Linked DNA regions of Homo sapiens: region 1 is linked to region 2. A link is a contact called in ENCODE Hi-C data. All regions are on one chromosome and are shown on one strand. Each heading gives the region's core, a stretch centred on a gene start or an enhancer-like site at or near the end of the contact. The rest is flanking DNA. Distances are from core to core; before and after follow the strand shown.

Region 1 (2,981 bases), core at 398-2,897, 1.9 Mb before region 2:
ATATCATGGGATTGTTTTCAGAAATGAAATAAAATGAAACACCTGAATGCCAGCTCATAATAAGAGTTGAATAACAGGTAGCTGCTGTTATTAGAATCTCTGCTATTTTAAAAATAACACCAAGCCCTTAAAAAAAGATAAGAAAACCAAGCCCTGTGTAACCCGCCCAAGCTTACATGTCCATACATACATGGACAGGTCAAGGGTGTGAACTAGCACAAGGTTCTCTGTCTCTGAGCCCATTGTGTGACCCCTTCTACTCCACTGGACTTGATGGACAGATGACTGATGGATACAGATTGAGCTACAGCTCTGCCACTAATGAGCTAAATGACCTTGGACAAGTCTCTTATCTGCTCTAAGTTTCAGTTTTTCTATCCAAGAATGTGAGCAACTAACCTGATCACACTGTTGAGGCTTTAAACCATCAAGGATCAAGTGTTGAGCACATAGTGCAGGGCTTTGCACTCAGGAGATGCTCAATACAGGGAACCCATCTTTTTTGTTGTTGTTAAAAAAACAAAAAATCAAATATTCTTTAGGCAGCAGCTACCCTAGAGGACAATGAAACCTGTCAGCATTCTTGTTGGACAGCTGCCTGGTCTCTGTAATTCGGGTCCTAACCAGGAGCTAGAAAATTAACTTGGAAACTGAGGATGCAAAAATGAGTGTCTCATTCTGGGTTCCTCTGGGTCTCTCTGCCTTCCTCTGAGCAGATGCTGGGCTCCAGCAACACCTGGTACCTGCAGAACTCTCAGGAAATTGGCTTGGCTAGAATGTCTTAATAGCCTGCTCTCTAGCCAAAACAATTTGCAGTGGGAAAAGCAAGGGTTTAGAAGTCAAACAGATACAGATTCAATTGTAACTATAACACAACCTCTCTTTGTGGCTTTGGGCACCCCACTTAACCTTGTTAGGCCTCAGTTTCCTTATCAGTAAAATGTGATAATTACACCTTATTTTCAGTTAAGCCAAAGAATGATTCACTGCTGCCAAACAATCTCAGCTAATAAATGCTGTTATTTGCCTCAGTGGGTGGGGGAGTTAAAATCACAAACTGTCCTTTCCATAGCAGACATTTGCAGATCTATTGGGTCGGAGATGGAGAACTGGGAGTCTCCTCCACCCCTTCCTTTTATAATAGAGAAGCTAAGGAACAGAAATGACATGGCCTGGCCCAAGGTCGCACTGTGGGACAATAAGACGGGCCACCTGGATCCCTGTCAGAGGGTCTTTCACATTTTGTTAGGCTACATGTCAACAGCCCAGGTCAGCACAAATGTCCCTTGTTTTCAGAGTCACCGGTGGCTGAGCAGTAAGTAATTGGGCCCCTCCTCAAAGGCTGTAATCAAAGGCAGCCTTGAGCTTGGAGGCAGCTCCAACGGCGATTGCTCGGCTAGCTGAGGAAGAGGCTTGAGGCCAATATCAGCGGCCCTGGGCTCCTGACAGCAGGTGTGGATGATGAATGGGCAGCTTAACATGATGGAGCAAATTGATCATTTCATCACTGACCACAACTTATTCATTTCTGCAAAGACGGCAATTCATTACCCTGCATGTCACGCTGCCCATGTCATTGCCAGAGATAAAAGCCTGAGGCCTCACAGCCTGTGCCTCTCATCACATCTCACCTCTTCTTAAAGGGAGAGAAAGAATGCGGAAATTGAGAGCCAGATGCTCAAGGCTGCTCCAGGGCCCTTATTCTTGCCAGATCCTGGAGGCCATTTCTTCTTCACCAGGAAATGAACAGGAATGAACCCCAAGAGCTTCTAAGCCAATCAACAATAGCAAATGCATTGCATCTTTGAGGCCAGCCTTATACTCTCTGGAGCATAAGGCCGAGAAGGATTCTGTGGCTGCATGCGAGCCCAATAGGAATGAATGCCAGAATTGATTAGTCATGTCTATGGTAGGTCTAGAGTAAGTAGTCAGACATACCCCATGCATTACTATTCATAAAGTCGTGGTGGTGGTTGGGCTATTTTCTGCAACTCTCAAATCATGTCAAGTGCTCACTAGCATTAAGAATAAACTAAAAGGCAGTTACAAATACAGTAATGCAGTTATAATCAAGTAATGGAAAAGCTTACATATTATTGTGATTTTAGTCAATACAGTTGCTCTCAGCTATAGTGGCACAACCCACAGGCTTTGACCACATGAGTTATTGGGTAAGTCCCAAGAAATGTAACAACAAAAATAGTCACATTACTCAAGTTACTCTGATTTTTAGTATTTGAAACTATGGGGTTAGGTAAGTTGTCAGAAATGTAGTGCTAATAATAGTCTAATTACTCAAGTTTCAAAATATTTTGTCTTTTGGAGGGATTTTTTAAAATGCAATGGATATGACCTTAGAAGTAAAATAACATCTCCCACTTGTGTTTGGGGAATGTTACCTTGAGTGGAAGAGAGAAAAGTGAGATCATAGATAACTTGCTGGTGATTGCATGCTTACAGATCCCCTACTGATCTTAACCATGGTGCCTCCCATAGCTTCTGCCACCAAATACCAATACCACCCTCTCCTACTCATCTCTAGAGTGTGGCTTGCTTCCTATCTAAGGGAAATCTCTCTGCCTGACCCTGATCTCATGCACTTCAGTTTATTGAAGGACCTTGTTCTACTGATCATACCTTCCCTCTCCTTTATCTTTGTAGACTCTATTCACAGTCTATGCCAAAACCAAACCTAACTGACTTAACTATAAATGGGAACCAACTGTTCCACATGATTGGTGATGATGCTGTGTGAGAGATGGGCTCATACATGGCAGTATCTACAACCACAGATCTTTTTTTTTTTTTTTTTTTTTTTTTTTTTTGAGACAGAGTTTCACTCTTGTTGCCCAGGCTGGAGTGCAGTGGCGTGATCTTGGCTCACTGCAACCTCTGCCTCCCAGGTTCAAGCTGTTCTCCTGCCTCAGCCTCCCAAGTAGCTGGGATTACAGGCGTGCGCCACCATGCCAAGCTAATTTTGT
Region 2 (3,063 bases), core at 385-2,884:
AAAGGGCATGTGAAAAAGTGACAAAGAGAGGAGAGCATGCATCAGGACAAATTAAGCATGGGCAGCAGGCTTGGGGATGTCCCCTCCGACCGTCCTCTACCTCGGTCTCAGTGGCAAAGCGATTCCAGCCAGTACCATGTGGGAAAAAAATCTCCTGACCCCCAGTTCCCCTTCCTTCTGATTTGGGGCCTGGAAAAATTAAGTCTCCATATGAGAAATCCTTTACGTATGAGGTGAGTGCTCAAGAGAGAGAAAGAGAGCGTGAGTCATTTCAGAAATCAGACCTGCTTTTCCGCAGGGTCACTGAAAGTTTCGATGTTCGAAGGAGGTGTGTATGTGGTTTGCCAAGCCCACTCATGGCTCAGACAGTGAGAGGTGACTGCCTTGGTATGTGTATTTCATGTTTAGTGCCAGAAATTACACGCACGGTGTCCGGGAACACAGTGGAGTATGCTCTGACCGACCTCGAGCCTGCCACGGAATACACACTGAGAATCTTTGCAGAGAAAGGGCCCCAGAAGAGCTCAACCATCACTGCCAAGTTCACAACAGGTACAAAGACACTGAGAGCTGGAAGCTCTCCCTTCTGGGGTGCCCACCCACAGCCTGCATCTTAAACAGGAACCGCTAGCCAGTTCTTCTTTCTTAAGTCAGGGCCTTGCAATGTGATTACATCAGCATCACTTAAATTCACCAGTGCCCACTCAGTCAAGGCCTGAAGAAACACACTATTTCCTTTTGAACTGAAATGACCTTGGTCTCCCCACGGGGAAGGAAAAGATTTTAAGAGGAGGGCTTTGTAAGTGGAAAAACAGTTCCCACTGGCCCTAAACCTAGTATTTAATGATCCACGTTCCAGGCAGGAAAATATTTTTGAAGAGGCATATTTTTTAGGCAATTTTTCCTAGATGTTTGTTAGGTTTCTATACATTGAGAGCTTTTTACAAACTATAGCAAGCAGGGAAACAGAGGAACCATCCTCTCTGTCAGGGTGAGTATTGATATTAGCATTCATCCATCCTCTTACTTAGAAACAAGGGGCTTGATAATGATGTTCACAGCTGTATACTTCTCTCTAAATCCAACCAAGGCCAGTTAGAAACATCCAGCCCTTAGGATGAGATAAACCATAGAGAATTTGTCTTTGGAGATCATCTGGCTCAACCACCTTATTTATACAGAGGAAGTTCTTGCCAAAGGTCACGTAGTTCAGTGGTAGGGAAAGGACTTGAACCCAGTCTTCTTGATACCCAGCCCGAATTTCTGCCCTACATTTGCTGATCTTATCCGATATTAATCATCCTGTCTTCTCCAGACCTCGATTCTCCAAGAGACTTGACTGCTACTGAGGTTCAGTCGGAAACTGCCCTCCTTACCTGGCGACCCCCCCGGGCATCAGTCACCGGTTACCTGCTGGTCTATGAATCAGTGGATGGCACAGTCAAGGTATTTTAAGTATATAACAACTCCTCAATGCTAGTTGAAGCATTTGCATGATCTTCAAAGTATGGAAGAATTACCTGATGCTGTTTTTCTACCCCAGTGCATCTGGGGAGCTGAAAAAAAAAATTAGTAGAGACTGGATGGCATGCCAGACCTTCTGAATCATACTCTCCAGCCTCTTTCATTTTAACCAGACTCCAGTTCTGATAGGCAGCCAAGATCAAGAACCACTGCTTACAAGACTTGAGGACATTTTAGGAGCTGGAATCTTGATCCTTTAATATTTTGTTGAACAAAGGCCAAAAGGTTTCTCTGCATGTTTGCCATATGTATTATCTCACAGATGGTATCTTTATATTATATATTGTAATATGTTTCACCGTGTTCTTATGATATCAACTGTTAATACCATTTTTATCCAGTGTTTATATTATTTATATTCGCTACCCAAGAATTTTCTTTCTTTTACCTTTTAATTTGAAATAACTTTAGATCTTCAAACAAGCGAAGGAGATTTCCTAAACTTTACCTTCCAAACTTGTTATTGAATTTTTCATTTTGGTTATCTCACTTTATATTTCCAAGATCTTTTGCTTGTTCTCCACACATTGATCTTTTTCTGGCATTTTGTTTGTGCTTCCTATATCATCATCTCTTTATCTCTAAGAATATGTTGCTGGTATTTTATTCTATATCCTGCACAGTGTTTGTTACAAGTTTCTTTGTTTTGCTGCTGTTGTTGAGTTTGGTTTGGTTTGGGTTTCTGTCTTTCATGTTGGAGACATCCACCCAATGTCTGTTGATCATGGTCTGTCTTTTTGTATTTGAACTAGGAATGAAAGAGCTAATAGGGAGTTAGCTCAGGCAGGGCTTGTCAACTTTGTGGCTCCCTGCAGAATGATTGGGCAAGTACCCACAGTTTTCTTGGGGGACCCCCAAATAACAGTGCCATAAAACCTGGCCTCTCACTGTGTACAAACTTTCATCTTATTATGTTTCCAGTGTAGCACCTCGGCCTCCTTGAAGGCTGAGCCTGGTGGATTTGAATCCGGACTTCCTCTCTGGCTCAACCTTTCCAGAGAGTAAACCTCAGCCTACCATCTGAATGGGAAAGGGCAGTCATTTAGACTGTTGGAGGGAATGAGGAGATCTTAGAGTCTGTTTCTTACAAAAAAGCTTCTAAACAAACCAAACCTTTGTTCAACCACACTCCACATTGGCCTTTAAAGACATCTCTGCTTTTGTACACATTCCTTTACTGAACTTGCTGGACTCTGTGACTTGCACCAAGCAGCCTCTGACTAGCTCTGCCCATGCTCCTTAGTTAACCTCAGCCTTCTTCATTCATTCCCCTCCATGGTCTCTCTACCACTCACTTTCTATCTACCAAGTTTCTGGCACACCTGTTGCTGTCTCCTCTCCCATTCCCCTCATCTTCATGGATTTATACCTTACATTCTCTTGCTCTCTTTTTAGTGGGTTTTAGAAGCAAGTAGAGATGAGTGGCTGTATCCAATCTGTCATATTTAACCAGAACTGGACACATTGCTAATAACTATCATGCCCCTTCCTGGAATTGATATAACAATGAACTATCTCACTGTGTGAGCTGAAGCAAAT

The links. Hi-C counts contacts between places; a loop is a spot of excess contacts on that map. Pooled maps may share reads with other maps.
Region 1: a loop to region 2 is called in a pooled map, with 9 times the contacts of the local background. The contact joins two enhancer-like sites. A Hi-C loop is called at or near these places in 2 of 37 single-sample maps with no recorded cell type and 2 of 50 pooled maps.

The regions. Positions count from the first base shown.
Region 1 is chr9:116,951,182-116,954,162 of GRCh38, reverse strand. All of the region lies in intron 10 of ASTN2 (astrotactin 2), which reads left to right. Among named protein-coding and RNA genes, the nearest start is that of SNORA70C, 230 kb to the left of the region's middle. Within about 2 kb of position 1,647, at least 3 of the 41 ENCODE cell types and tissues checked have a DNase peak (open chromatin) inside an H3K27ac peak, as active enhancers do.
Region 2 is chr9:115,033,587-115,036,649 of GRCh38, reverse strand. It overlaps TNC (tenascin C), which reads left to right. Exons shown (of 28, transcript NM_002160.4): 21 at 409-552; 22 at 1,316-1,446. Among named protein-coding and RNA genes, the nearest start is that of TNC, 83 kb to the left of the region's middle. RefSeq lists an enhancer at 65-1,264. Within about 2 kb of position 1,634, at least 9 of the 41 ENCODE cell types and tissues checked have a DNase peak (open chromatin) inside an H3K27ac peak, as active enhancers do.